Linked DNA regions of Homo sapiens: region 1 is linked to region 2. A link is an interaction called in ENCODE POLR2A ChIA-PET data of the cell type or tissue named here. Cell type or tissue: OCI-LY7. All regions are shown on one strand. Links, peaks and the distances in the headings refer to the core of each region. The heading gives the core; the rest is flanking DNA.

Region 1 (16,148 bases), core at 4,866-8,865, 430 kb before region 2:
TCATGAAAGTTGCACTGTATCTGAGCCTCTGCTGCACCGTTCCCTTATATAGTCAAGGAAGAGGGAATCCCTTCTGTGTGCATATTTTCAATTCACATTCCAAAACAGTATAGGCAATGAAACAGATTTTCAGTTGTGATTTATAGGTCTTGATACGACTGGGCCAGGCACTGTGCTAGAATCACGCACATCACTTCTTCAGGATGTGGAGAAGTAAGGAAGCCCCTACAGAAAATCATGTTCCGGTATTTAAAGAATGTGCCAGTATGCGCACATATATCAGTGAATGCCTACATATTAAGAATGATTTCACAAAGCCATGCAAACCCCACTTGAGAACTAAAAAAAAAAAAAACGCAAATTTTAAATCTAAATTTAATATAGATTTGAGCCTTTCCCTTGGCCTCTGGAGGAATCAATTTGAGATAATGACAGCCTTGAAGATAATGAAATGGGTTACATAATATTAAAGACTAGAAGGTATTTCTGAGGGACACAGACATATAAGTAGACTCTCTGTATTACAGCACCTGCCTAACATCTTTAAAGAGAGGGGCAAAATGTTGGCCTCTGATAAATTACGTTGTACCCTAGCCACAGACACTATGGTATACTTTCCTTTAGTTGAGCTATTCATGTTTAGCTTTAAACATCAGAATATAGCCTTCGACAAAACGGTAAGAGTCACTGGTTTGTCCAATGGTATTATTATTTAAAACACACACACATACACCACACAGTCGAACTACTGAGGCAGACATTCCTAAGTGAACTGTCTAGAAAAAGCTAAATTAATGAACCAAGTAATCCTGGGAAATCCTGTCCCATAAAACCATTAGTTGCAATAGGCTAATTCTCAATAAAAAGCCTGGCAAATTCTCAGAAGGCAAAAAGCCTCCTGAGCCTTAAGGGTTAACTCACTTGCCTTAAAAAAAAAAAGACACATATAATTTCCTTTTATCATAAGACAATGCATTTATTATTTTCTGTATATCTGTTAAAGGGCATGGCTTTCGGAGTGGAAAACAAAACAGAACTTGGTCACATGTTTATTTGCTTCAGCTACTCCCTTCCCCTTCTGATAAATAATCAAACATGCCATCCAGAAAAAACAAAACGAGCGAGCTGGGAAATTTGATGGTCATCAAATAGACTAAGATACCAAGAAAAGCAGCCCACTGTTCCCACACTGAGTTTTCGGCCCCCACACCTACACTAACATCTGAGTAAATACCTTCAGTCACTCTTTCCATTTTCCCTGCAATTACTCCTACTGTTAAACAAATTGTCCTTAAGGCAGTCGCAAACATCTTATTTTTTCTTGCAAAAGAGAACAACTTCTGAACATTCAAAAAAGCCACCATAGCGATAGCAATACACACACATGCACACACACATACATACAATTATTTTATGTATCTAAATGTTTCTTCTATGAGAGGTTTGGACAACCCCAGAGCATATTTCTTTCTCTATTCTAATAGATGCTGTTTTAGATACTAAAATTTAAAAATATTTAGACTGCGGACTAGCAAACGAGGTTCACAGTAATAACAATTCTCTTAAGATCAAAAGAGCTTATTTTCCATTTCCTGTCTATTCCCTGACCACCATATAGTTAAAAAAGAAATATTAACACCTGGCTTACCAATTAAACTGAAGTTGGGGGTCAGGGAAGGGGGGTGTGGAGGGAGGGGAGAGAGGCAAAAGGAGTGACTACAGACAGGAAAAGGTGGAACCTTTTTCAAAAATGTCAAATCATGTGTTTAAAAAGTCATTTCAACAGAAAGGACTAAGAGAGCCGTTAGATTGCTCTTCTACTCAGAGCCAGGAGGCAGCCCAAGTCCAAGGGCTTTTCCTGCTATACTGATTATCCACAAGGAAAATTTTGAAAAGAGCCTTCCAACATCAAAGTTAACAACCATCACGGAAAGTGAGGCAGGCTTTCCCTTTCCCTCTGCAGCCCACTCCGTTGAAACAATAGGAATATGAATGAGATAATGACCGTGCGTGTTTCAGCAGTCTGACTTTTATTGGCATGAAATTGGTACAAATATTACCAAGACCGATTCACAAATGATGACGGTGTCGTGATGCAAACATCAGGGGACAATTCTGTAGATGCAGAATTACAAAGGCACCATCCCCACATTCTCTTACTACTTGTGATAACAGGAAGAAAAAGAAGGCAACACGAAACAATGTCACAGTAAGCAGAGAGAGGTTCCAATCTACGTTTAGCCTATAAAACTATCCTGACACCACCCGGCTGCTTACTTAGCTGATTATATCCAAAGACATATTTGAAAACAAGAGTGAATTAAACAAGGAGTTAGAAGGAAACGGTCCTCTCAAATCTCTAAAAAGAAAAAAGCCTCTGATGGAGAGAGGAGGGAAGGGGGAGGAAAAAAAGCAGTAAACAAGTTGGATCACCTTATTTCGCCCTTCAGAGAATGTCTGCACAAGAACGGATCCCTAGTTTAAAAGTTTAACCCAGCAAAAAAATGTTTCTTTTTCTCTGGACACTTACAGAGAAAATGAAGAGTTTGGCGAAGGGAGCCCGTACTGTCTGCCTTTGGATTTCCGTCTTCTTGCTGTAGATGGGTTCTGGCTGTTTCTGCGAAGCGGGGGTTGCCGAGTGGTAAAAAAGATGTTTGAATAAACAGGAAGTACTGTGCGGCTGAAGCACACTCGAAGAGAAAACACACTGGAACATTGCCCTTTGTAGGCAACCTCAGGGAGGTTTGCCTCCACAGTAGCTGGCTGGGCTCTCACTAAATGACAAAGAAACCACAAGAATTCCTCAAGTAATTCTTCACTTTCAAAGTTGAAAGATCAGTTGGAGCTTGCAGGTAATTTTCAAAGTTGCATTTAGCACTTAAAGAAATCTATTAATGCCACACATATCTAAACCGCTCCAGGTCTGCAAGCAGCGACACAGCACACGCAGTGCGCCCTGGCTAGACCAAGCCCTAGCCAAACACAGCTCATTCACGCAGACAAATACACACCAACAGGGTTTCGGGAAACCTGCTCTTGAGATATTTTTGTGGTGACATTTACATAGGCAGGATGCTTTAAAAGAAAAAAAAAAGAAGAAGAAGAAAATTCAGATTTTGCAGACTTTAGAGGATTTTGTCACATGTATTTTTAAAGAACACATCGTCCCGTATTCCAGGGATATGCCCTGGATCTGGCTTTGACTGGCTGTCCTTTACATTTTCTTTCTCCACCATCAACCAAACTACCTGTTTATCTCCAGATGCCTAGCTTGCCTAATGGAACACTCCTTAACCCGCCCCAAAATGATTGTCACAGTCCTGTCTTCCGTCACCGGAGTAATTCAGCAAATACTGTGAAGAAAAGTAAACTGCTGAAGGCACAGCAAGTCAGCTTGAAAAACAGGAGGAAGAGTTGAACAGCCATATTCAATAACAAAAAAAAAAAAAAAAAAAGGAGGAAGAAAAGGATTCCTTCTGAAAATGTATTGCTCTTGTGGCAATGTTCTTCTGCCACAGAAGCTACTGATTTGTTATTTAGCATGGAATGCTGGACTGTCTGTCATCCAGGTGCTAATACTCGGCTAAAATAACTCATTGGGAGCTGTCAGTGGGATGTTTACATAGGCCCCAATCTTTTCTTCATAGAAGGAAATTTTTTACTGGAATTCATCTTCTTTTGATCTCACATTCAAAGCAACGGCAGCTTGATAGACATTCAAGTCTGAAAGCAAATCCAGACGCTGAAGATAAACCGCCAGAAAATGACAGGCAGAAGCATCTAAAGCTTATAAAAATGAAGAGAACAGCATGTCGCCTGAGTATTACAATAGCAGAAATCAAGAGACATATTAGGTGGAACTGATCAGCCACAAAAACAGTTCAAAAGGCAGATCATAGAAACAGAAGACTAGGCTGGGGGAAAAAATGGGAAAGATCTGGTTTACTGCCTCATCTCCCTTCTGAGTCTCACAGTGCTTCCACGCCTGCCTTCTCCACTTTGGGGAGGGGTGGAGTATCCAATGCAAATGTTCCTCTCTAACTCAGCTGGTCCAGTTAGAGACCAGGAAATGATTTCCTAGCAATCCCTTTTCAAGGGGCAGGAGAAAAAGGCAGACTCTTACCTTGCTCAGTGTCCAAAATCCTGCATTTTATTAGCATCCCCTGCAGCTGCTCTGCGTTGCAGTATCAAAAGGCACACAGCCTGGGCGCCATGAAAGTGGGCGGTCAGGAAAACCATCTCTCAACAGAAGAGCTATAAGTAGTTCGAGATGGGGCTAGAGAGCTCTAAGCAGTCCAGTTCCCTAAAATGGCTAGTTATGGAATGAACACAAATGTTCCAGCCTCAGTCACACAAATAGATGTGTTCTGTCCTACAGATATGTAACTGCTTAACACCTAGTAGCTTTTAAGCCAACTAGGGCAGTTCTGTAAAGGAATTATCACAACTTTCTCAGAGACATGCAATTAAAAAAAATAAAGCCTCTTATTTTCAATAAAGTCAGTGCATACAATCAAATAGTAATTCTCCCAACAATTTTGTTCTTAAAGCTGTTTGTTAACAAACACTGAATGTGAACAGGCAGCATCAGGTTAAAGGGCAACAGAATTCCACATTATAATTTAGCCTGCGGTTATTCCTGATTGCAAGCACCCTCTGGGACTGCAAAGCAAGATCTTCTTTTGCAGCACGCTTGGATTTTTAAAATTAGTGCCCCTCTTTTTTTGCATAATAAACCAACATTAAAATATGGATTAAAAAATGTACAAACCAATTTTTAAAAGCTGTAATCAGTTTAGCATTTGCCTTGTGCAAACGAGTCCTGGGTAACTAAGTTACAAATGCAAAAAACAACACAAACAAACAAAGCCAAAGCCCTACTGGATCCTAAGAGTGTTTTTTCAAGACACCTCTGCCATGCCTATATAGCTATCAGATGTGCTAAAGTCGATGATTTTCCTTTGAACTGTACTAGTTCAATCTGTGAAAGTCGCCACAGTTGTTCTCTAACCATAAAAAAAAAAAAGCAAGCAAACATAGTTGCTTTCAACACTTACTCCAAACATCTCCCAACTAAATATTCCATGTTGTTGCAATTGTTAGATTTACAAAAAACACAGAAAGGTTTGCCGTGAAAAGCGAAATGCAAATTCCCTTATACATTATAAAATATGTTCTTCCTCTACAAAGAATGCTGCCACCACTGCTGTGATGCAAGCAGCAGCAACAGTCCATTTCTCATGGCCATTAGAAGTCTTTTTTAAAAAATCTGACACGTATAAAGACCTTCATTAGTATAATTAAATGACTGTTGGGTTTTTGTGATATAAACAACTTTTGATATGTCATTTAAAAACCTCATAATAACATCATTAAAGGGCCACCATTTTTAAAAGAGAAATTGTCTGCTCAGGGCCATGGAATAGTCGTCTCGCTCTGGGCCTCTTCCTCCTCTCCCTTTCAGACTTCTCCTGGACTTGAATGTCACCATAGACCTTGAATCCTTGAATGTGAAATGGCTTCACGCTAATTGCTGTAATTGCTTGAAGATGTGCAGGCAGGTGAAACCTGATCCCCGTGGCCATTGTAGAGACCAAGAACAACACGGAATGTTTACACAGTGGTTTGATTTTAATAGACAGAAGGGCTGAGTTTAAGACAGCAAAAACACAGCTAATAGGTGACCTCTTAATGTAGTCCTCCTCTAAATAAAAAAAAAAAGGACACACAACAAAATACAATTTCATGTTCTAAAAGGCAACATCCTAAATACCAAGGTTATTTGCTTGACTCTTGGAGTTGAGTACACGTTACATTGCACCTGACATTTTATACCCGAAAGTCTACCCCGAATATGTGTGTGTGTGATGTTTTTTTTTCACTTTAAAACAAAAAAACACTTTATATGTCAGTCACCTCACAAACAGATTATGACTCTATAGTATTTCCTAGTAAGTGCATTCATTTAAATTTTAAATTGAATATTTTTCACAGCTGTAATACTCCTTGTCCCTTAAACGGGAAGGCTTGGGTGTCTCCTTGTTTATTCCTTTGCCTATTCTGTCCCCACCCCCATTTATGGAATTCTTGACCCTTGTCCATTTCTTGATTGCAGCTGAAGTTGAGCCCAAACCCGCTCACACTGGTGCTTCAGACATTTGTCTAAAGGCTTTCAGTATCTTGTTTCTTTGTTGCTGTGTGGGACTGTGGTCTGCTTCTACCTAGACAGACTAAGGTGGCCGTTAGAGCAGCCAAAATAATTATTCAAAAACGGTGGCTATTCTCCTTGATATTTTTACAATTTCGAATGGACACCAAGGTTTAATGATGGCTCCCCAGGGCCCTCTCTTAACAGGGCACAAATGTAACCAAGGCTGGACAAGAAATACATGATAGCAAGGCCAAGAGAAAAATACAGCAGCACCTCCAAGGTATCATTAACAAAAGGAAACCCACAAAGATTAGGGGAAGTGTTAGATAGGTATTGAGATAGGTAGGTAGGTAGATAGACAGATAGCTCAAGGATCCAAATGTATAGGAGCATTTCATATATAGCCAAGGAAATACTGCCAAACAGAAAATGAAAATGAAACATATACTACAGTAGGAAAAAATACAGCGAAACAATGGAATTATTTTAAGGTTAAGCTGGGCAATTAAAGCCAAAGATACACCTTGTAAATGAGAACAGAGAAGCACGAAATAGCCCATACAGCTGGGAGTATTGTCTAACTGCTGCTCTGCCAAGTTATGCTGTATATTAACTTCTGATGATGAAATACAAAATGCAGCAGAAAGGGGGGAAAAGCCCTCTTAAAGCTATGAAAACTTTAACTATATAAGCTAAGTAATAAATATAGGCACTTCTTTTCCTGGACTATTTGTACCCCCCAACACTGAAAGACAAAATAATGAAACAAAAATAACTGCATAGAACTTCCCTTTGAATCACAGCCACCTCACATACATTTCTAGACAATCCTACCTTCTTCTAAAAGTTATAATCCCCGGCCAGGCACGGTGGCTCACGCCTGTAATCCCAGCACTTTGGGAGGCCGAGGTGGGCGGATCACGAGGTCAAAAGAGATCGAGACCATCCTGGCCAACACGGTGAAACCCCATCTCTACCAAAAATACAAAAATTAGCTGGGCGCGGTGATGCGTGCCTGTTGTCCCAGCTGCTCGGGAGGCTAAGGCAGGAGAATTGCTTGAACCCAGGAGGTGGAGGTTGCAGTGAGCCAAGATCGCACCACTGCACTTCAGCCCGGCAACAGTGAGCCTCCGTCTCAAAAAAAAAAAAAAAAAAAAAAAGTTATAATCCCCTATTAAGAAGAAATGTCCTTCCCTCTGAAAAAGGAGGGGGGACCAAAAGGAGGGGAGACCAATATCCATTTGTACATGTAAAGATTAAGTATAAACCAGTCCAAGCCAGTGAGAGGAACACAGAGGAAAAAAGTAAACAGGCCCCTACCCCCTACTCCCAAAATAGTTCCCCTTTGAAAGTTCTAAGCGGTGAGTGCCTGGTACCGAGGGCTGCCCTGTTCCTTGGAGGGGTCAGCAAAGCTATGCTAAACTGACAGGTTCAGTTTACAGCAGGCCAGAACTTTGTTTGGATATACTGGCCTTGTTCACCGCCAGCTTAACAACAGATGGCTAGAAAACTTTCATTATGTTGCACAGGACTGAACTGCAAACAACCCAGAAAACTGTGAAAAGTTTAACTCCCTCTGAACCAATGTGCCAAACCAGGGCCTGCCCAGAGCCAGTGAACCAGCTTAAGGCCAAGGGGACTGTGGAAGTGATGGTTAAAATAACACTGCCCAAGTCAAGTCAAAGCACCTTTCCAGGCTCCAAAACGGCAGCGACCCACCCAAATCTTTATTTAACTCTTCAAGGGCCAGGCCATATAAGGAGTTGCATCGACTATGCCTTCTTTACTTTTCCAAAATGTACTGTCAGACTTTCCCTCCCTTTGGAGAAAGAAAATCTTCCTTCAGACAGTTCCCAATCCCCAAGCTCCCGTTCTGCCTTTCCTTCTCCTGGAAGTTGGGAGCGCAGGACCAAATTGTCTCACCCTAACACCCAGAGTTAAATATGATTTATCTAAATCTGTTTATAATTTAAATATTCATTAAGTAGATTCAATCACATGAACCCTAATATCTCCTAATGCTCTGAGACAGGTTATAAATGCACCTTTGAAGGTTTAATTCAATTGGCAATCTGAGAAGTCTTATCACTGGAAATGTGTTATTTTCATATTATTCAAGAAATGAACAAATGTGTTTTCCACAAATGTATTTTAGAAGCTACCCTTTCCTGTTATTGAAAGAAAATTGTGTTTATTACTCCTTTAGCATAGTGTAAACTCATAAACGTCAACAGAGAGTACAAGGAAAACTGTCAACTAAATATTGTTTCCTTCATGAGCTGTTCTTCCAAGTCAATTACGCCTTTCAACTTCTGGGGCATTGTATGATAAACTGGCAGTAAAAATCATTCACATTAATATACCATGGTGCCTTGCCTGCAAAAGGTAATTAAAGAAGTAAATGACTCATAAGAATAGACATATTAGCTGCAAAATGAAAGGCAACTGAGCTGCCACATAAAAATATGTACCATTAAGATACTGCATTTTCATATTCCTGTAATCAGCTTCAGTAGACTAATGCTTATTTAATCCAGTTCTGTGCTAAGTCCATCAACAACTGTTTTTTGCTGTTTTCTCCTTGACTGAACATTATGAGAGCAGGTTTAGAATAAACACTGCAGTGAGATTTTTGCATACGCAATTGAAGAACAGGTTTTTACATTTTAAAATCTATTTTTCTTTCTCTGAGAAATACAACAAAAAAAAAAGATTACTGGTGGAAAAAAGTATATATGTACATGGCTATCTAGACATGTCCCTTTAAATGGCAGAACATTTCAGTGAAATATTTGTTTCCATATTCACTATTTCTGACCTGTACCACTATCAGCATAAGGATGTCATGCCTCCACTTGCCAGATCTCAGCTTCCTTTATGAAGCACTCCCTTTTGTTAATAATGTCTTCCATTAGCATTAGCAGGATGAGGGCAATTTATCCTTTGGCAGGGATGGAAAGAGAAGGCAAGATATGAGGAGGGGGTTAGTGTAGTGGGTGGTGGGAGAGTATCTCAGACACGCCTAGCGGCCTCTGAGTTCTTTTCCTTCCAGGGTGTTAGCTACCTGACTGGATAAACCTTCTCAAAGAGAAGTGAATTGACCCTCAAAATAACTGCTCTATTTTCCAATCTCTGGCTTTCAAACTGACACTTTGCTCTCTTCTCCATATCCCTTTATATTTCAGCACATCCTTGCCAGCCCAGCCAAGGCACAGCAAAACATCCTCGCCAGCCCAGCCAAGGCACAGCAAAACATCCTCCATACGGTCTGAGATTTTTCACTTCACTTGCTCACTTCTCTGCTGCGGGAAGCTTAATCTTAACCAGTGAGATGGGTCCACCATTTGTACTATTAATATTTTGGGGAACATTAGATGCATGAGGTTTCCTGGAGGCTGGAGAAATGCCTGTTCTGATTGTGGAAATCAGGGCTCTTTGTTGATAACTGATGCAGCCTAAAGCTTTTGTGGCTCCAGTTTGGGAGTTTTAGCTTTCAAAGCTCATGCAGCTCCTCCGATGTCCAATGCCAGCAGTGAAAATCAGCCTAAGGTATCTGGTCTTCTATCATGTTTGTCAACAATTCGCCCACCTTCAATAACATCCGAATGCATCTGGATGGTGCCCACTAACCTACCAAAAAATCCAAAAGATAATTCTATTTATTTATTTATTTATTATTATTTTTTTTTTTTGGTGCAAGACCATGGGCTTTCAATAAAGGTAAAGTTCTAGATTTCTATACAAGTTGTGCCTTCTCCCCTTCCCTCCTCCTGTGAATACAGAAATCTCTTTGACTTTAAAACTGATGAGCACCCACCAGCCAGGCCCTCAAGGACAGTGCAGGATGTGAGAACGGCCTTACAAGGACCCTCCAAGATATATTTATCTTTTCACAGTTCTTGGAACTGTGGAGAGCCTCTCAGATTTAGGCTGGATCTCTCCTTGTAATGTATTATTGCCTGAGTGTTTGAGCAGACACCACAAGGAACCACAACTAATGAGCTCTAGTCCTTTTTCTAATTAAGGAACAAAGGTTCCTGTGTGCGCAGAATGGTGACGCTGTCTGGAGAACACACGTGGAGGAAGAAGCGAATGCTTCTAATTGCCTCAAAATGGGATTTTTAATATTTAGGAACGTAATGGGATCGGGAAATAAGAACACTTCCAACATCCTTTATAAATAAGCCTTTACAAAATATTGTTAGCTGTTAATAATACATCATTATCAAAAATGGAAAGTCATGAATACAGTGCATGTAACCTTTGTATTCACGTGAATTAACCTATATGTACGAATACAATGATACATGAATTAGTTTTTAAAAATACATTAAAAAAAATAAAAGGCCCTCCTCTGAAAAAGAAAGGCGAGAAGGCAGCTCCTCTGAGCCTGATATTCCTCAGACCTTAGCAGATTAGGATTCAAACATGTAATTAAGAAAGATAACCCCAGTTTTTATAGTAATTAGGGGCTGTGGGAAATAGGATACTATCTCTCAAAAGTGATACAAATATACCACACTTCTAAATAACCTGCAATGCTTGGAAAGTATACTCACTACCAAGGGCAAAGCTGCTATGCAGTGAGGGAACAGTAAATGACAGACTGGCGTTCAAGTCCATTAGCTGCTATGTGATAGGAGCACATTCACTGGCACGCGACCTGTGAAAAATCTTAGATCTCTTTAAATCTTTGAATTGGATTACTGCATTAATTCTTAAGAACTGCAATCCTTCAACCAAGTCAAATTACCCTCATTAACAGTGGAAAAACTGCCTCTGCAATAAGTTAAAAAAAAAAAAGATATTTATTACCTATAATCACTTACACATACTTCACCTAGAAATATGATGAACGGATGCCAACAACTCTGAAAACGGCATCCTGGTTTCGCATGTTAATTTGGGTTAAAATAAAAATACAAATGCAAGTATCTGCATGCTATTTAAAATTTGTTTCACATCTACAGGAAATTTTCTTTTATGATTACAATCCTGAGATAAGTAAATAGCTCCATTTTACAGGAGGGGAAATTGGGGCATACATAGAGATACGGAGCCAGTTGTCTAAGCTTTCCCGGGCTAATTGGGGTAACGCAGAATCTCCTGGTCCTCTGTTCTGGGCTCACACTGTCTGAATTAAATCAGAAATTCAGACTCATAATGGCACTGTAATACAATGCACTGACTTCTCTAAATCAAACTCAGTGAATTAAAAGGGAGGCAAAATAAATGAGAAGATAGGAATGCAGCTTTAGGTATAGAAATGATAACCACAGTAAATACTACAACAGAAGCTGCCTCAATTCTTCCATCACCACATTTGCTATTAGTGTTTAACCTGCCTTGAACATTCATTGAATGTAGAGTGATTAAAAAAAAAAAAAGAAACGTTAATTGATCTACTCTGCCCTTGTTACTCCCTAAAATAGTCTCATCTGAAATGTGATGACAGCTTGACCGACTTTGAACAACTTTGGATACTTTATGGGAAATGAACTCTTTCAAGCCCCACTGACTTCTGTTCCTCGGCTCTATGGATGTCACTGCTTTGGTTCTATTACTTCCCAGCACAAGCCAGGGCAGGAGAGTCCTCATCCCAAGGAAGCCAACCAAGTGGAGACAGGGCTGGGCACAGGCAAGCCAGTCTGCATTTACTGAAACAGACTCTTTCGCTATTATGTGTTAAGGAATGGGAAAAGGTGAACAGGTAGAAGTTGCTTTCCGGACTGGATATGAATCAATACTTCTAGGCAGCCACAATAAAATGCTAACTGGAGTTCATAATAAAACCCAGGGGCACTACAAGGTTCCTAAGTGCCTCTGAATTTAAAAAAAGACAAATTGTGTTCACGGTGGTTGTATGCAGAACGTGTTTATTTCAGTCTAAAGATTTTAAACAAAGTAGTCCTCACTTAATATATGATAATAAAAATCTGTTACATAGAATATCTTCTCCATTGATCCTAAAATCTACTGTAACTTTTTTTAAGGTTGAGTACTCCTTATCCAAAATGATTGGGATCAATGATTTCAGATTTTTTAGGATCTTGGAATATCTGCATACACATGGTAAGATATCTTAGAGATGGGACCCAAGTCTCAGCATGACATCCATTTATGTTTCATATACACCTTATACACAAAGCCTGAAGACAATCTGATACAAGACTTTTGATAATTTGGGGCAAGAAACAAAGATTTGATCGCATTTATGACTGAGACCCATCACATGAGGTCAGGTGTGGAATTTTTCGCTTGTGGTATCATGGTGGCACTCAAGAAGTCTCAGATTTTGAAGTACTTCTGGTTTTGGATTTTCCTGTTAGGGATTTCAACCTGCAACTTCCAAAAGCTCTGTTGTTAAGATGAGCATTTCAATTCCACACCAGATTTGCAGTCATAGTTAAAATAATATAGTCTAATAATTGTGAAAACAGCATTTATCAATCTCACTTTATGTCAGGCATTTGTATTCGCTATCCTTCCAATGACTTTTCAAGGTGGGAATTATCATGCCTATTTTACAGGGAAGGAAAACAAAGCTCAGAGTGGTTGACTATCTTGCCCAATGTCACACAGCTTCTAAGTAGGTATCCAAATACTGTGACTGTCTGGAGGTGAAGCTTAAGGGAAAATCAGAGAGAGGAACTTTTCGAAAGAGGACTTTGAGAAAGGAGAGGCATCTGTCTTGGGATGTTAAAAAAATGTGTCAAGAAGCCAGGCATGGGGCAACCGTAGTCCTAGCTATTCAGGAGGCCAAGGTGGGAGGATCTCTTGAGCTCAGAAGTTTGAGGCCAGCACAGGCAACATAGTAAGACTTGGTCTCCAAGAAAAAAAAAAAAAATTGCCAAGAAACTGTGATCCAGGCTGGGCGTGGTGGTTCATGCCTGTAATCCCAGCACTCTGGGAGGCCAAGGTGGGTGGATCACGAGGTCAAGAGATAGAGACCATCCTGGCTAACTCGATGAAACCCCATCTTTACTAAAATTACAAAAAATTAGCCAGGCGTGGTGGCAGGCGCCTGTAGTTCCAGCTACTAGGGAGGCTGAGGCAGGACAATCAGTTGAACCCGGAAGGTGGAGGTTGCAGTGAGCCAAGATGGCACCACCGCATTCCAGCCTGGTGACAGAGCAAGACTCTGTCTCAAAAAAAAAAAAAAAAAAAAGAAACTGTGATCCAAACATCAGACTGTCCATGACTTGAAAAACTCATCACACGCCTCCTTTCCAGTGACACTGCATGTTTTCAAGGACGACACAAAAATCATTCTTCTTTGGCTCTACCATTTGTAGAGTCCCCTCCCCCACTTTTAAGAGCTTTGTGACTGTCAATCAGGTGCTTTTCAAACAATAAACGCTTAAGCAGTGACCTCATGATTAACTCGGTTTCACTACTCAGGCAACCTTTCAAAACAAATGTTAAAGTTAACCGTTCTACAGGCACCAGAACATTAGCTTCTATTTACACACCAATTAAACACATAATTTTTGGTGACTACTTTGTACTAAGCACAGTCTAGGCACTGGGCCTAGGAGGGAGAACAAGACAGACCTGGCCCTTCCCTTTCTGATACTACAGTCTAGCAGGAGATAGAGTAAGACATCAGCAATCAACAAATCCAGAAATAATTAGAGCCACTGTGAAGGAAGCCTCAGCCTTCATTAAAAAAAAGAAAAACTTAACTTCTCATTTTTAACCTACTCTAGATAAGTCCATCAAGGAATTCATCCACGAAGAGGTGACATTTAATTGGAAACCCACAAGTAAAGAAGAAATCAAATAGCCAAGGAGCAGAAAGAAGGTTCAAGAAGATGGAGCACAGAGGCTGAAAAGAAAGCATGAAACAGTGCTTAAGAAATTAACTTATTGAATCGTTAGTGAAACAGAATTGTGTTGTTCAACTAATCCTATGTCTACTTCATTCTTCTTCAACCCTTTTAAGGTAAACAGAAGTACACAGATTACAAATATGCTTTCAATCAAATGACTTAATAAATACAAAATGTGTCATGTTGACAAACAAAAAAAAAAACCTGTAAAAACATTAAGGAATTGATATAATTACCACAGAAAACAAATACCTTGGAGGTGGCCCTTGGTCCTGTCAATGTGTACCATTTTTAAGGTTGTAATGTCATGTGGTTGGCAGAATTCTCAGGTGACCCTTACATTCCTATGCCTGGTATAACACACCCCTTCCCAGAGAGTCAATCGTGCACTAATCCAGGTGCTATGTGAAGGGGTTTTGTGGATGTAATTAAGGTCCCAAATCAGCTGACTTGAAGAAAGGGAGATTATCTGAGTGGGCCTGATGGAATCACATGAACCCTTTCAATTGGAGTTTAGAGCCCAGAGATAGAGGAAGTCAGATTCTGAAGCACAAGAAAGACTGATGTGCCCCTACTGGCTTCACGATGGAAGAGACCATATGGCAAGAAATGTGGGTAGACTCTAGATGCTGAGAGCAGCTGCAGGCTGACAGCCAGCAAGGAAGCAGGGACCTCAGTCCTACAGCCAGAAGGAAATGGATTCTACCAACATCCTGGATGAGCTTAGGAGCAGATTCTTTCCCGGAGCCTCTTGACGAGGAATCAGTGCAGCTTCCACTTGCCTCCCTATTCTCTGAGGAGAGACTCCATTAACAGTGCACCTGGGCTTCTGACCTACAGAACTATGAGCTAATTTGTGGCAATTTGTTATGCAACAACAAAAAACTAACACACGCAGAAAAAGAGATGAAATCACACTGCTTGCATCTAAAGTTTATAAAAGAGTTTCTCTTAATGAGTAAGAACTCAGATGGGAGGGAGGTGGGAAGAGAGATAAGGGGGCAGGAAAGAAAGGGCAGGGCAGGGCAGGGCAGGGCAGGGCTTGCATACTGGTCCCACAAGGAACGACATGGTGACCCAGGGGAGCAATCGCTTCTCCTCTCTGGGCCTCACTTTCCTCATCTGCAAAAAGTTGGCAATAACAATGGGTGGTGGTGAGGGACGTCTTGGGAAAACACTAAGTGAAAACAGTTTGAAAGTTGAAAAGCACAATCCAAGTTATTTTATATTCTTTCCTGGACCATTTTCATTTTTAGCTTCCTTTTCTAATTATTTTGATTACTTATTCTAATAATGATCAGGACACAAATACGGAATTGTCCTTGGCTAGAAAAGAGAAGAAGCATTTTAAGCTATTGTGGATCTTCTTGGCAGACCATGCAAGGGATGTGGGGATACCTCCCTGGGAAAAAGTGAAAGGAGGTCAGCATGAGGTCCCTGGTGAGGAAAACCCTGTCTCTCATCTTCCTTCCCCTCTTTGTTGCACAGTCTTCTGGAAGATGAAGCCAGAGGCCTGCATTTGAATCCTAGCTTCACTCCTGACCTTAGGCAGTGATCGAACCACACTGCACCACAGTTTCCTCATATGTAAAATGGAAATAATAATGACACCACCTCCTAAGGCTGTTGTGAGGAGTAAGTCATTTAAAATACATAAATTAGGCTGGGCACAGTGGCTCACATATGTAATTCCAGTGCTTTGGGAGGCTGAGATGGGAGGATCGCTTGAGCCCAGGAGTTAGAGGCCACCCTGGGCAACATTGCAAGACCCCATCTCTACAAAAAATAAAATAAAATGCATAAAGTACATGTTAAGAGAGTGTCCAGCACTTCATAAGCACCATGTAAGTGTTACGACGATTACTTTTACCACTGCTATGAATAGGAGCTGATTTTTATTTTCCAGAAAATCTGTTGTCCCTCCAAGGGAATTTGGAAGATGGGGCTAAGTAAATATATAAAAATATGTTTATAATACGGCTTTTACTAATGACTTTTCACGTCGCACTATAAAACCCATCTAACCTCTGATGAAAAAGAAAACCCTTCTATACTCATGATTTTTGCCACATAATTTTACTTTTACATGAATAGGAAAAAAAAAAGTATACAAGTCTTAAAACTTTGGCTTACTGCTTTTTAAGAAGTAGTTTGGGCAAAACCAG
Region 2 (16,148 bases), core at 6,785-10,784:
AACTTTACCAAATGATAAAAATAAATATTTGTGAGTTTACAGTATTCAAAAATGACAAAACCATAAAACCTACTTTATTAAGAACACTCAGACTGCTTCTTTACACTCTGCAGCGGGACTTCTCAGCCTTTATTTCAGATAAATTTCATGAAAACTAACCTAAAGTTTCCTATCCGTCCCCAACCCTACTGACCAAATTGAATTACTGGTCCCTAGCCACTTACACCAGAGCACACATTCCCTGAAACAGAGGTGTTCATAATGGTGTGCACAGAAAGGGTTAGGAGAAAAGGGATTGCTGGTCATCTTTCACAGAGCACCATATAAGCATCTCACACACTACAAGAGAAGACCATGAAGAAATAGGAACTGCACATAGTCTCCTTGTAATAATACTTTAGCATAAAATGAAAAATCTGAGACAATGCTAACCCAGGAGTCACTGTCCCAGATAAACTGACATAAATAGTCACTTCTTTATATAATTATCTCATTTACTGCCCATGGCACCCCCATTAGATGGTTCTACTATAATCCACATTTTCATGTAAGAAAATGTTGCCTTTAGATGTTTACAGTGGGTGGAACGTGTTCCAGGGTCCATGCATATAATCAACACTTAATATTGCTTCTCAGTGAAACCGAAAAAAGTGCATGGAAATAAGCCCTACATTAAAATTTAGCGTATACTACAGCTTTTAAAATCCATTATAGAGAAGTATTATTTAATAATTCTAGAACTGCGATTTTTTAATAATCAAATCAAACTCTTACCTCATACCATACACTGAAATACAATTAAGATAGAGTTAAATACTAAAAAAGGAAAAAGAAAAAAGAGGAGGAAGAGAAAGAAGAGGAGGAGGAAGAGAAGGAAGAAAAGGAAAAAAAATTAAACAATTATAAGAAAATAAATGGGATGGGTAGAAAAATCTGTCTTACAGAATGTTATAAGGCATAAATGAAAGGAAGGAAAACATAAAAATTGGGGTAATTTTCCGCAAACACACTATATATGTAATATGTATTAAAGTCTATAACGTAAAAAGACTTCTAATAAATCAAACATCACATATAAAAACCCTGTATATAATACAAATAGGTAAATCACAAAAGCACTGCAAATGGCCAGAAACCAAAGGGTGTGAAAAGGACAATTTCATTAGTTATTAAAGAAAGCACATTTCCAGAATTCTATACCATCTTTCACCTTGAAAACTGTCAAAAATAAAAAGCTCACGCCTGTAATCCCAGCACTTTGGGAGGCCGACGTGAGCAGATCACGAGGTCAGGAGATCGAGACCATCCTGGCTAACATGGTGAAACTCTGTCTCTACTAAAAACACAAAAAATTAGCCGGGCGTGGTGGCAGGTGCCTGTAGTTCCAGCTACTCGGGAGGCTGAGGCAGGAGAATCGCTTGAACTCGGGAGGTGGAGGTTGCAGTGAGCCGAGATTGTGCCACTGCACTCCAGGCTGGGCGACAGAGCGAGACTCCGTCTCAAAAAAAAAAAAAAAAAAAAAAAAAAATCTAGAAAGGTTAGTTTACTCAATGTTGGCCAAACTGCAATGAAGTGGAAACTGCCATAGTCTTTTTTTTTTTTAAGGTTTTATTGTAACTCTTCTTACTAGCATTCCCCAAACCATAACAAATAGGTGACATAGTCAAGAGAATATCAATGTTCACCACCCTTTGACCTAGTAAATTCACTTACAAAATTTATCCTAAGAAAATCATCAGAGATGCTAATAAATGTATGTACTACAATGTTCACTGCAATATTATTTATTTCAGCAAAAGACTGGAAACAATGTAAACATCCAACAGAAAGAGAAAGATTAAAATCATGGTCCACTGTAGATTGACTGGAAGTGCAGCAATCTTTAAAAATCATGCTTACAGAGAATATTCAATGACTAAAAAAAAAGTGTTCATGATATAATGTTAAGTGAAAATGAGCAGGAAACAAAACTGTTTAAGATCATTTGTAGGGGTTTGTTCATAAAAACATTTTAAATTAGATTGAAATACACAAAAATGTCAATAGCTGTTTTCTTATGGCAGAGAGACATACTAGGAATTTTACAGCATCAAAATTCTAAAAGTTGGGTATATCATACAGGTATCTTTCTGAACTGGGAAATGACTAGCTTGCTACACGGATGAGAGAAGAAAAATATTGAAATGAGTAAGATATATGTTTGGATGAAAATGATTAAATGTTGGCATTATCTCCATATTATCTTCCACAGCTCAAATGGTCAATTTATATCTTTCTCTGAAAAAAAAATCCTGCTTATTTAAAAAAAGTAAAAAAAAAAAAAAAATCCATTGTGTACCCCAGCTATGGCACACAGCACAAAATACTGACCACCCTGAGAAAATGTCCTCCAAAACTCCTTCACCTCATGGTGGTCAACCCAAGCCAAGAACTACGAAAAAGAAAAGGTGCCCTTCTGTGTGTCTGCTTCTGCAGTGAGACACAAGAGGAAGGCAGCTCTGAGGCCTGGCAGTCACATTCAACTGTCTGTCCCACCTTCACGGAAGAGTGAGGTGAGGTAATAGAAAGACTGCCAGTCCTGCCTCCGACTTTCTGCTCTTCAAGTACTTTATTCAAACGATGAAAGGGAAGAATGACCAAGATGCTGCATTCTACCTTACATGCCACATTAGGAGAGAATGGCTTTGCCCATGCTTCCCCACCCACAGGGCCTCCCTGCAAACCTGTATTTTTTATTTTTGTTTGTTTATTTATTTTTTGAAACTGAGTCTGACTCTGTTGCCCAGGCTGGAGTACAGTGGTGTGGTCTCAGCTCACTGCAACCTCTGCCTCCCAGGTTCACGTGATTCTCCTGCCTCAGCCTCCTAAGTAGCTGGAATTATAGGCATGAGCCACCACATCTGGCTGATTTTTGTATTTTTAGTAGAGACGGGGTTTCACTATGTCGGCCGGGCTGGTGACCCGCCCACCTAGGCCTCCCAAAGTGCTGGGATTACAGGCGTGAGCCACCACACCCAGCAAACCTGTATTTCTTTAAGACAGTGTATGCACAGCCTCCTCAGAGAATCTTCCTTCCCTCCCCATGACTGATGTTGGCCTCTCATCATTCTTTTCCATATGTGGGCACTGCCAGCTGAACTGCCAGCCTCCCTTCCTATCTTCCTCCTTCTGAAGGAAACCTTCCTCTGACTCGGACGTGCCCCTTCCCTAACAGGGGCCATTAACCTCAGGGAAAGCTGGCTCTACCCACCCCCAGAGGTGGACCAGACTGGCTGTCGTGACTGGTTAAGCCAATCAGGGAATGACTTCTATCTACTCACAGGAATAAGCAATTCGGGCTAAGATGGCAGAAAGTTTTCTAGGAGGCTGATGAGGAAGGAAGATTCTCGTTCTTTTTCTTGTTTTTGTTTTTTGTTTTTTTGGATTTTTTTTTTTTTTGAGATGGAGTCTCACTCTGTCGCCATGCTGGAGTGCAGTAGGGTGATCTCAGCTCACTGCAACCTCCGCCTCCGGGATTCAAGCGATTCTCCTGCCTCAGCCTCACAAGTAGCTGGGACCACAGGCATGGGCCACCACGCCCAGCTAATTTTTGTATTTTTAGTAGAGACGGGGTTTCACTATGTTGGCCAGGATGATCTCCACCTCTTGACCTCATGATCCGCCCGCCTCGGCCTCCCAAAATGCTGGGAATCATAGGCATGAGCCACCACACCCAGCCGATTCTCACTTTTTTTTTTTTTTTTTTGAGGCAGAGTCTCGCTCTTTCGCCCAGGCTGGAGTGCACTGGTGCGATCTTGGCTCACTGCAACCTCTGCCTCCCGGGTTCAAGCAATTCTCCTGCCTCAGCCTCCCAAGTAGCTGGAACTACAGGTGCCTGCCACCACACCCAGCTAAATTTTTTTGTATTTTTAGTAGAGACGGGGTTTCACCGTGTTAGCCAGGATGGTCTCAATCTCCTGACCTTGTGATCCGCCCGCCTTGGCCTCACAAAGTGCCATTCTCACTCTTAAGAGATGGCAACTGGACCAGCCAGCTTCTCTCTTCCTCTGGCTGTTAATGGCAGGCAGAAATTGCTGCAGCCATTTTGCCTCCAGTGCAATGACAGGAATCACTGAGAACTCAATCACCAGATTTGGCTATGCCCCAGGGCTACCCCCACTCTGAACTGCCAGTGAAATGAACTAAGGCATTCGCTTACTATTTAAGCCTGTTTGGTAAGAATTTCTGTAACATGGGAATGAAAACTGATAGAATGGACAACTGCTATTTTTACCAGACAAACATAGTTTCTTATTCTTCTATAAACAGAACCTTCATTTTCTCTTTGGGAATCACCCCTCACCCATTCTCAGTTCCTGCAGTCTAGATAAAAGTGATCTCCCCTCACCCGCTAATCTAACTCCAGGGTAGGCAATAAAGCAAGAATGGCCAACCAGAGCACTGGCTCTAACTGGTTGGAAGGCTGTTACGTTACCTACTGGACCAGGGCTGGGGATGGTGGCTCATACTTGTAATCCCAACACTTTGGGAGGCTGAAGCAGGGACAGATCACTTGAGCCTAGAAGTCTGAGACCAACCTGGGCAAAACTGTGAAATCTCATCTTTATAAAAACTTAAAAAAATTAGCTGGGCATGGTGGCACGTGCCTGTAGTCCCAGCTACTCAGAGGGCTGAGGTGGGAGGATCACTTGAGCCTGGGAGGTCAAGGCTGCAGTGAGCCGTGATTGCATCACTGCATTCCAGCCTGGGTGACAGAAGGAAACCTTGTCTGGGGGCTGCTGGGGGTTGCGGGGGGGACCTACTAGGCCAATGACAGACCTACATAAGCCAGCTAGAACTATGGGGAAGGAAAAACTTCTATTCTGCTGGAAATGCTTACATGGCAGAACATAAACCTAGATCTGCTAGTAGCCATCTTCCTACAAAGAGAAATGAGAGAGCTAAGAATGAAGGAGACAATGAGAAAGCAAGACAAGAGATGGAAAGAGGCAGCCACCCCCTGACAACACTGTTTTAGCACCTGGCTCCATCTGTACCTGAAGCTAATCACCACCATACTTTTCAGTTACGTGAGTCACTAAATTATCTTCTGTTTCTTCAAGAAGAAAAAATAACGGTGCTCCATAATGTTTTCGCATCATTATTGTCACCACCACTGTGTAATGTGACTACGATTGACTCTTCCACAGACAGTGAACTCCTGCAATAAAGATTATGTTATCATCCTCACATCTTCCAGGCCTAGAAAGAACCTGGCTCACACAACCAGGTATGGCACTGGAAGCAAGTCATTAATACCTTACCAAGCTCAGTTTCCTAATTTCAAAAACAAAAGTAGTGAGGATGTGGAGACACTGGAACCCTTATATACTGCTCATGGGAATATAAAATAGTTCAGCCACTTTGGGAAACTGTTTGGCAGTTCCTCTAAAGGTTAAACATAGAAGGTAGCATATGGCCCAGTCACTCCACTTCTAGGTACGTACCAAAGAAAACTGAAAACATACGAAAACACAAAAATATGTATATAAATGTTCAGAGTAGTATTAACCAAAACAGCCAAAAGTGGAAATAAGCCAAGTGTCCACCAACAGATGAATGGATAAACAAAATGTGGTATATCTATACAATGAAATATTATTCAGCCATAAAAAGAATGAAGTACTGATTCGTGTTACAACATAGGTAATCCTTGAAAATATCCTGACTGAAAGCAGACAGACACAAAAGGCCACAGAGAGTTTCATTCCATTCATATGAAACATCCAGAATAGGCAAACCTATAGAAACAGAAAGTCGATTAGTGGTTGCCTGGAGCTGAGGGAGTTGGAAGGAAATGGGGTGGAGAGAGGATGAGTGCTAAAGGTAATCATCAGCTAAAGGGTTTCTTCTGTGGGACATAAAAATGTTCTAAAATTGACTGTGATGATGTTATACAACTATGTGAATATACTAAAAACCACTGTTGAATTGTGTACTTTTTTGTTTGTTTGTCTTCTGAGACAGAGTGTCACTCTGTCACCCAGGCTGGATTGTAGTGGCACGATCTCGGCTCACTGCAACCTCCGACTCCCAGGTTCAAGTGATTCTGGTGCCTCAGCCTCCTGAGTAGCTGGGATTACAGGCATGCACCACCACGCCCGGCTCATTTTGTATTTTTAGTAGAGACGGGATTTCACCTTGTTGGCCAGGCTGGTCTCGAACTCCTGACCTCAGGTGATCTGCCCACCAAAGTGCTAGGATTATAGGCGTGAACTACCACACCCAGCCTGAACTGTATACTTAAAATTGGTGAGTTTATGTATATGAATTCTATCTCAATAAAGCTGGCCAAAAAAAAAAAAAAAAAAAGCCAGCTGGACCAGACTATGGCCAAGGTCCCTAGTCACCACGACCCGTTGTGATTACAGTATTTTAGATGAAATAGGAAAAGATCGAACTATGTGACTGAGTAAGCTCTTAACCTCTCTGGAACTCAGTTTTCTCATCTATAAAATGGAGATGCAAGTCTCTTCCCTGTAAGGTTGCTGTCAGGATAGAATGAATTACACATATAAAACATTACAACAGCGCTGGCACTCACTAAGCATTTTGAATGCCGTGGTGGTTGCAGAGCTGGCATTTGCTGACTAGTCCCTTATATATGATCCTAGACAGAATCACTGCAAATCAAATTCTATCCCATGAAAATCATCATCGAGCACCAGTATATTTCTTTGCACAGTATTTTCATTCACTATTCCACTAACTTAGGAAATTCCAAAGATGCATTCCCACCTTCAGTTTCTTTTTTTCTTTCTCTTGGGGGATATGGAAAGAAAGAAAGAAAATGCAAGTAAGTATAGCAAACAGCAAGTAAACATTTTTCATCTTCTACTTGCAAAGCCAAGGGCTGATTCTAGACCACTACAAAGTACTTCCATATGTCTCCATCCTAGACAAAAAGGAAAAAGGGCCAAGCATGGAGGCCTGATGATAGGAGTTTGGGTTTAAAACCAAGACTCTCCAACCAAGTCTCAGTCTTGGGCTTCTATCCTCCGAGCTGTCAAGAAATGGAGGGATATGAAAGAACTCTACATGAGTCCTCCCAATGGTTGTTTCTGCCTGGACAGGGAGCAATGATAATCACTGTGGGCATAATAAGGGCAACCACAGTAGTGCCTATGATTTATTGAGGGCTCCTTATGTTCTAGGCCTTCTGCCCTGTTCCAAGTAAATTACATACATTAACTTACCTAATCTTCACCACCAGCCTTACGCAGCAGGTGCTATCATACCATTTTGTGGGTAAGAAAACTGAAGCACAGAAATGTTAATAGCTTGTCTAAGGGTCATGCGGCTTGTCAGTGGCCAGGCTGGGGATGTGAACCAGACTCTGGCTCAGTATCTACTGAACTATGTGTTGGGCTGGATTCTTGACTAGGCACAATGAACTACTGCCTTTAACCAACAGAGTCATAAGCGCTAATATTATTGACCTTTCACTGAGGGCTTAGGATATGACAGACACTGGGCATCATGTGAATTATCCTTACAACAACCCAGACAGGTACCTATTATCAACAACAAAATCATTTTACAGAAGAGTAAACTGAGGCTAAGAAATTGACCCAAGGTCACCCAAATACTAAGGGACCACACTGAGGCTCAGTTCTATTTTGTCTGCTTCAGAGATGATACATGTCAGGAATAGAATAATTTGGTTTTTCTATTAGTGGAACTGGATCTTTCTTGGGTCTTACTCAAATAAGAAGTTGAGCAAAGACTTCTGGGCCCAACAGATACATAATCTGGACTTCCTGGGCCCATTCCTTTGTCTCTATTTTATTTGGTATTCCCTCCCACTCATGCAATCGCTCCCTGTTCTCATCCCTTCCTTTAAGAGCAATGGGAAGAGAAGCATTGTGCCCCTAGCAAGTGCCCTTCCAGGAAAATACAGAATGTGAGCCTGCTGAGGTTGGAGAGATGAATGAGGAGCCAGGCTGGCCATGCAAGGCAAAGTGGGAGCAAACTGCAGAGGGGTGTGTGTATGTGTATGTGTGTGACTGTGGCCAGGGAGTGGCTGGGGAGGAGCAAGCTGAAGGAAAAGGAACAACATCCTGGCTCAGTGGAGCCCTAGGGGAGAGATGCAAAAGCTCTGGCTACTCTATGGGGTGCAGTAGGTTGTTTCAGATGCTTTCTTACTAAAAGCAAGACATAGATGGGCATCTTGTACATATGACCCACTTCTGAGTTTAACAAAAAAGGGCACATGGAGAGGCCCCCTAGGATGGCAGACCAAGCTGGGCAAATTTTATTCAACTCAATGCATGTCTAAGGGCTCAGTGCATGCAAAGATCGGCAACTGGCTGAGAACAGAGTCACCTTACCTACCGCAAAGGCAAAGCAACTGTGGGTTCTCTCTAAATCCTTCAGGACAAAGAACCAAAGTAAGTCTTAAGGACAATGCTTTATTTAGATATAACCACCGGGCTGTGAGAATATTTAAACATTTGGAAAACTTTGTATTGTAGCCATGAAAATGTGGTATTCTAGTCTTGGGTCTTCAATATGTAAATTTTTCTACATTTCAGAATATGAGGATATATGTAACACAGTCTCAAACCCAGAGGAGACTTTGTAACTCTATAAACAGGGTGTGAATTCACTTATTAAAGATATTTTCCTTGCACCCAAGGTGGAACGTCAAAGACAATGTGACCAAATGACAACTGCAATCCTGTGCCACTCGACAAGTAAAACCGTGTTTTCAACACTGTCTCAAAAAATGAGGGCTTTCCTCTCTCTCACCTTTCCTAAGGAGCTGGGCAAGCTGGTGCCAAACTGCCGTATGACTTCATCTCTGAAATCTGAATGGCACGTGTGAATACCCACAGTATGCCAGATTATCAGTAAGGTGATAATGCTTGTATATTATACCTGCTTGGCACCATTTGAATGAGGTTCCCTCAGGCCACTTAAGGTTTCACTTCCTGTTACTTGCACCTGCACTAATTTCAGAAGCAAATAAAAAACCCAGCAAAACCGTATTTTAGGACCTTATTCAAAAGCAAACAGACAAAAACCAAAGCAAGTCAACACAAACCCCAAAACACAGCAATAAGGTAATTAACCTGATGTTCCAAAGCTCATGCCACATATACAAGGTAGGCTTCCTTCAGTTTTTTCGTAATCTTTGCAAAGTTCTCATCCGTTATCTGCCTTGGCTATTTAATGTGACTTTTAACCAATAACGATACAATAGTAATAATCAGAAAAGCTAACATATATAAAGCTCCTGTATTTGCCAGGCACCCTGTGTCACATTCCACATGGATTATCTCATTTAATCCACCGAACAAATTGATGAGGTAAGTTCTTTATTCTGTCCTTTTAAACCCACACAAACATACACACACATTTATGGAAGATCAAGGTAAATCAGAAAGGTTAATAAGCTTTGAGTCACCCAACAAGTGTTAAAAGTCTCTGGTTGGCCGACCTTGAGTCGCTGCCCGTAACTACCACGTTGCAGTGTGACTGACACACATGACCACATTGGATGAGGATTTGGTTACACCCTTGGCCAGTGATGCAGGCTGAGATTAGCAACACTCTTTATCCCTGGAGTTAAATGTCAATTACAGAGTTTTCTTAAAAATTATTTGTAAGTGGGAATTTATATTTCAGTGGACGGGCAGACAATCATTTTGGGGAAGTTATTTCCATAACATTTTTGGAGGATGGAAATTGAAAAGAGAAAGAAAATAAATCAAATCATTACAGGCAGTGGCTCAGGCCTGTAATCTCAGCACTTTGGGAGGCTGAGGTGGGTGGATCACCTGAGGTCAGGAGTTCAAGACCAGCCAGGCCAACATGCTGAAATTCCGTCTCTATTAAAAATACAAAAATTAGCAGGGCGTGGTGGTACACGCCTGTAGTCTCAGAGGCAGGAGAATCTCTTGAACCCGGGAGGCGAGGTTGCAGGGAGCCGAGATCGCACCACTGCACTCCAGCCTGGGCGACAGAGCAAGACTTTGTCTCAAAGAAAAAAGAAAAATGAAAGAAGTCAAATCATCCACTGAGGAGTTAGGGGCTATACAGATACCAATGTCTTCTGTCAATTTGTCCATAGTGGAGTGTTAGGGGTTAAAAAAAGGATGAGAAATGATGGCTTCACGGGCTTCAGACTACCAGACCACATTAACCCACGGGCAGGCCTTCTATAGGGATACCAGGCACACTGCAGCAGGAAGGCAACATTCCTTATTGGTACCTTTGAAACAGTACTTTATTGTTAGGATATTTTATTTTGGTTGTTACCAATTCGTTGTGTAAAACTCGTTGGGTAAGAGAGAGTCTCTGCTAAATACACATATTTGGTGGCAGTGATGGGGGGGGAGCTAAACAGACTCTTAATAAGAAATTCAAATCAAGAATTACTCAAGACGACACCTGCCTTCTGGCCTAATGGAAAAATCAATCTGTCAGGTCTTAATTAAGTGCTCAGGCTAGAAAGAAAAAGCGGCAGCTTATACTTGGTATAGTACCTAGTATATTTTCGGTAGTCAAAATGTAACTAAAAGCCGTATTTGTTGCAGAAATGGTAACTATGCATAAAGATGGCCCATTTGATCCTGGGCGGCCATCTATTTAGTAAATAAAAGGTTGAAGCAGATGAATCTCATAAGCTTGTTGACAAAGATCTCTACGCATAATGATGTTGGGTTTGGATGTTTAAATGATGTTTGTATTAGAATGCCCAACTGAGGATGTCCAAAAATAAGGTAGGGGGTAACGCTGGGTGATCACAGAGCAATACTTTCTGCCCCAGAAGTCATTTGGGGTCGATAAAGGAGTACATGAGAGAAGAGGTGAACAAATGAGATATAAATAAATCAACGAGTGAATCAGTCAATAAATGAACACAGATCCATGTGTTACTTCCACAATGGCCAAGGAAACAACCAATTCTCCACTCTATTGTGTATAATCTCCCAAAAGCGCACAGGTATATGAACATCCACATCTCTCACTGACCACCATGACAGCAGTTAAAGATTCTGCCCGAGCCGCTCCTCATGCACTCAGCACAGATGTGGCTGAATGTGCGTCTCACGGGGGTTATGATCACGGTAGGGAGTGACAGTTGGCAAATGTGAGGTCCCTCTTCCCAACCTGCAAAGCAGCACAGCCAGTTTATTCTCCAACTGCCCTGACAGAGGTGGGGAAATAGAGACATTGAAAACGGTGAGTGGATTACAAGTTAATAACTGGTTTGCAAATGGTGAGCTGTCCTGAGCCACATTCTCGTTCCCCAAGGAACTCAACACCAGACACCTTGCCAGGGAAAAATAATACAGACAGACTACGTAAACACATTCAAATCCCAAACCTGACTATAAAACCCTTGTGTAGTCTAATGTTTGACCCAACTAAAGTATCATTTCCAGTCCCTGTAGTGTGAAAATTAAGGTTGTTGTGAAAAGGCAATCCAACGGGCAATTTGGAAAATAGATAGGAATGCTCTGACGTTCAAAATCTATGACTGTGAGGGAGAGAAGCCCAACAGGGGATCACGCATTTTTCCTTCCTTCAACTTATTTTTCCTTCCTTTCCTTATTATGTACCAGACCCATGGGTGGGGAAGTCAATGCTGTTCTCTGGAAAAAAAGCACTGTGCCCTCCATTGATTTTGAAAGAGCACCCTCCTGAAGGCGCTGGGCTGACACCAGTGCCCACCTGCTCTGCTCATCTTCAGCTTCAAAAGGCCACAGGGACATGAGAAGTGTCTCCTTGAGCCTGGGCCCTGGGTGCTCCTAATAATCTCATCACACCCCATCCCCTGAAACACACACACACCCATCTTCTCCCTGGGCTCTCAGAATCAGTCTCTCCCTCACCTCACAAAGCACTCCCTCCCAACATTCACAGCCCCCACAAAACTGCTGCATACCATTGTGTCAGGAGGAGCTATTGTGCTGGAATGATGAGGATAGGAAAAAAGAGGCTGATGGCCCAAACAATGTGGGCAAAGTGGGAACAAAGCAAAAAAGCACAGGAGATAAGATTTTTAAACTTCCCCATTTCCATCATCAAACATTCTAAAGAAAAATGAGAAAGTGGACGGTCAATACATTGTTTCCATAAAACACAACTTCAGGTAACAGAAACAATTCTCATTATTAATAAACAGCCAAGAATCAAGTGTTTACCATGAGCCAACACTGTTAGGGGCTTTGCACACATTTGCTCATTTATGTCTCCCATCAATCCTAACATCAGGTTCCATCACTGCCACCGAGATAAACCGAAACGCAGAGACTCCGTCATTTGCTCAGGATGCCAAAGCTACTAAGTGGCAGATAATCAGTGCATATTAAAGGAGAGAATTCAAGCTACTTAGTCTAAGGTGAAACATTCCAGAATGATCTAATTATCTTAAGATTCTAAAATGTGGTACTACCAAAAAATCCACTCTTGGCTTCAAACCAGTTGGACTTATACCCTTAGGGAAGCTGTTAGCTTTATTAGTGAGGGAGCCCCAACTGTCCAATGCAGTGGTACCGCACGTCCATAAAATGACTTTTGCATTCTGTAAGCCTTGGGTCAACCACATCTCTACTTGATGGGGCTCGATTAGCTTGCAATTCCTGAAAGCAGTGAAACAAATAGTGCACTTCCGGAAAGAATCTCCTTATTTAACAACTAACACTTTGGGATAAAAGAAAGAAAAGAGTGGACGTTCTTTCCTGAGGCTGCCTTCAGGTTGTAGGCCCTGCAGGCCTCTTCCAGAATGAAGCAGGTCACAATGAAGGGCAGGTGACAATGAAGAAGGGCAGGGAAGGTGACTGAGATGGAAGATACAGTCAAAATGGTAAAATCCTGGGAGAAGGGCTATAGAAGAAAAGAAAGAAAATGAAAGAAAGGAAGGGAGGAAGGGAGGAAGGGAGGAAGGAAGGAAGGAAGGAAAGGAGGGAAGGGGAGGGGAGGGGAGGGGAGGGGAAGAGGGGGGGAGGAGAGGGGAGGGGAAATTAAAAAAAGAAAGAAAAGGAAGGGAAGGGGAGGGAAGGAAAGAAACTCGAGCAGGATTCGCCTCCCTCATGGGACCTTGCAGAAGGCCTGCAGAGAATACCCAGTCCTGGAAATGGCTAAGATGTTGTACTCAATGCATATCTAGGAGAAGGTATGTGCTTCCTGAGGAATTTGAACCCAATTTGATTCAGCAATAGAGTACACTTAGATGGATGAGTGCAAGCTGTACAGGAGGGCCTCAGGCTGCTATGCCTGTCCCAACCTGGTCCTCCTGTTCTACAGAGGAAGAACCCTTGGTGCAGAGAAACAAAGCCCTTCAAGACAGTTTCTGAATCTCAGGCAGAGCTGGTTTCATGGACATGTGACCTGTGCAGTCCCACAGGGCCCCACATACAGAAAAGCCCCAAGCTCAGAAGAGCCCCACCCTTGGTTTAATGCTCTGCCATCACCTTCTTGAAATACTTACTACTTTTTAAATAGGGACCCCAAATTTTAATTTTTCAATGGGCCAGCAGATTATACAGCTGGTCTTCTGCTTTTTGTTTGTTCCCTGAATTTTTTTTCTTTTTTTTTTTCTGAGACAGTCTCACTCTGTCACCCAGGCTGGAGTGAAGTGGCGTGATCTCAGCTCACTGCAACCTCTGCCTCCCCGGTTCAAGCAATTCTCCTGCCTCAGCCTCCCAAGTAGCTGGGATTACAGGCATGAGCCACCACGCCCGGCTAATTTTTGTATTTTTAGTAGAGACGAGTTTTCACCATGTTGGCCAGGCTGATCTTGAACTCCTGACCTCAGGTGATCCACCCGCCTTGGCCTGCCAAAGTGCTAGGATTACAGGCGTGAGCCACTGTGCCCAGCCTGTTCTCTGAATTTTCAAATGCCTCATAAGACTTGGATTTTTATACCACATTTTTACAGACAACTTGTTTCATGGGCTATTTACACTCTATGAGACCTGGTTGTCCTAGATTCTCAAAAATTTTTATTTAATGCAGAGAACAGCATTTTTTTCACTTCATCCCTAATACATGCTCCAAGCTGCAAACCAAAATGTGTTAAGTATGACTGTCAGAGCTCAAGAAAAAGCAAGACACAGATGTCACTAATGGGCAGAATAGGGGTATGAAGGGACAGGATACATTTTCTACCTCAAGGAGCTGAGAGTCTGAACTACTTATGAAAGAGCAGTTCCGTTTACCAAATATGCACATGTGTACACAAGTGCATGCAGACGTACAGCACACATATCCACAGAAAACACTTGCAACTCCACAGGCCCATTACGGCCTTATTCCCATCTCATGTAATGTAAATTACAAATGCAGAGACCATTTGGTCCTTATAGTGCTGCCCTCAAAGAAAGAAGGAAAACCAAATATAAATGCATACAATGGAAGAGCAAGTACTTATTAAGAATCATATAGAAGACAGTTGTATTATACTGGAAAATACTCTGCTACAGAGTGAAAGAACAGCATGTAACAAAACAGTATAAGGAACATCATCTATATATTTTATATTTTTAAATATGAGTAGTATATTCATATATATACATATACACACATACACATAGAGAGAGAGAAAGACACATATGTGCCAACGTAGGTATCTACATTCACAAGTGTATGTAAATACAGTTATGGATATCATTACGATCCTAATGGCTATGTGACTCAGTGAAAATCAGTCTCCACTTTCTTTTTTTTTTTTTTTGAGACGGAGTCTCGCTCTGTCGCCCAGGCTGGAGTCCAGTGGCGCGATCTCAGCTCACTGCAAGCTCTGCCTCCTGGGTTCAGGCCATTCTCCTGCCTCAGCCTCCCGAGTAGCTGGGACTACAGGCGCCAGCCACCACGCCCGGCTAATTTTTTAAAGACAGGGTTTCACTGTATTAGCCAGGATAGGATGGTCTGGATCTCCTGACCTCGTGATCCACCCGCCTCGGCCTCAGTCTCCACTTTCAACCCCATTCTCTTCATGGACAAAGGCGTGGCTCAGCTCTGACTGTACCTTAGGTCTTCTGGAGCTCTGACAAGTCCCTACCTGAGGGGTCAGGGCACTCCCAGTAATACTGGGACTCCAAGTCTCAAAAGCAAAGTGGCCCCCACTGCCTCCTCATTATGACAGGAAGCTTTAGTGCTCACTTGGCCTGGGTAAAGAAACACTTTGTTTCTTGTTTTCTACTTTTCTTTTTTTTTTTTTAAAGATATGGCTATGGATAATGGTCGTAGATATCTTACAATCTAGGATTATTTTGAAAACTTTTTTCTGAGTTATTCATTGTAAGACTCTCCCCAATCCAAGGGTGAAGGATACTTGGACACAACACAATGCCAGTTCAAGTTCAAGGGAAGTGTTCCATCCTCTTTCAGCCTCCACTCAGCTCCCTGACACACGGTGCATGGTCCAGCTCCCTGGGATTTTCCCATTCGGAAAGGGAAGCCGTTTGTCGAGCCAGCCTCTGTGACCACTCATGATCTGAATTACCCACAGGTGTTCGAAAATACAGAGGGATCCAGCATAATTAAGAGCATTAAGCAATCATCTCAGCCCAAGGAGGCAGTTGAAGAAAAGAACAGAGTTTGGGCAACACTTGGGGAAATAAATTCCACAGCCTTTCACCAAGTTGAAATCTTGGCTTTGGACACACATAAAAATGAGCCTGGCCCAATCTTAGCTCTCAGTGGACATCTGCCATATCACAAGATTTGACCCAATTGGCCTGCCTTACCATAGAGAAGGCCACTGCTGGAGCAGCAGATGGTACTGCTGGTAAGAGCCAACGTGGACGGACAGGGCTGTGGCAGGGAAATGGCAGAGCACAGCTGGCCCCAGCCTGGGTAGGAGGCTTTGCTTTGAAGAGAATCATTTTTGTGATGCATTTTTTTAAAATAACATCGATCTGATTTCCTTCTCTCGTAGACTTCAATCACTTTTCATGTCCTACAGAACATTGCTAATTATTCTTTTATTTTCTCTCTTGTCACCAGGTACTGTCATACAGTAGTAAAACAAGTGCTAAACTCTATCCACAGAGAAATGTCTGTTACAGAGAATTGTGTTAGAAACGCTTTGTTGACAAGGAAGGTAGAATCAGTGTTTTCCCTTAAGGTTTTAGTAACCCAGGAAAAGATTCTAA

The links. Peaks named below come from ENCODE experiments on the same cell type or tissue, not always from the same donor. Only the 100,000 strongest peaks of a DNase experiment are listed, where the experiment ranks them.
Region 1: POLR2A ChIA-PET joins it to region 2 with 5 read pairs; 3 of 35 experiments call an interaction of 5 or more read pairs at or near these places.

What each region holds. Positions count from the first base shown.
Region 1 is chr3:71,127,968-71,144,115 of GRCh38, forward strand. The region is part of intron 6 of FOXP1 (forkhead box P1); the gene reads right to left. Among named protein-coding and RNA genes, the nearest start is that of FOXP1-AS1, 150 kb to the right of the region's middle. RefSeq lists an enhancer at 1,758-2,500. In OCI-LY7, for the core only: no CTCF peak of the experiment used is centred there; no DNase peak of the experiment used is centred there; H3K4me3 peaks cover 2,011 bases; H3K27ac peaks cover 2,550 bases.
Region 2 is chr3:71,555,076-71,571,223 of GRCh38, forward strand. The region is part of intron 2 of FOXP1 (forkhead box P1); the gene reads right to left. Among named protein-coding and RNA genes, the nearest start is that of FOXP1, 21 kb to the right of the region's middle. In OCI-LY7, for the core only: no CTCF peak of the experiment used is centred there; DNase peaks (open chromatin) are centred at 8,229, 8,966, 9,516 and 10,456; H3K4me3 peaks cover 2,979 bases; H3K27ac peaks cover 3,592 bases.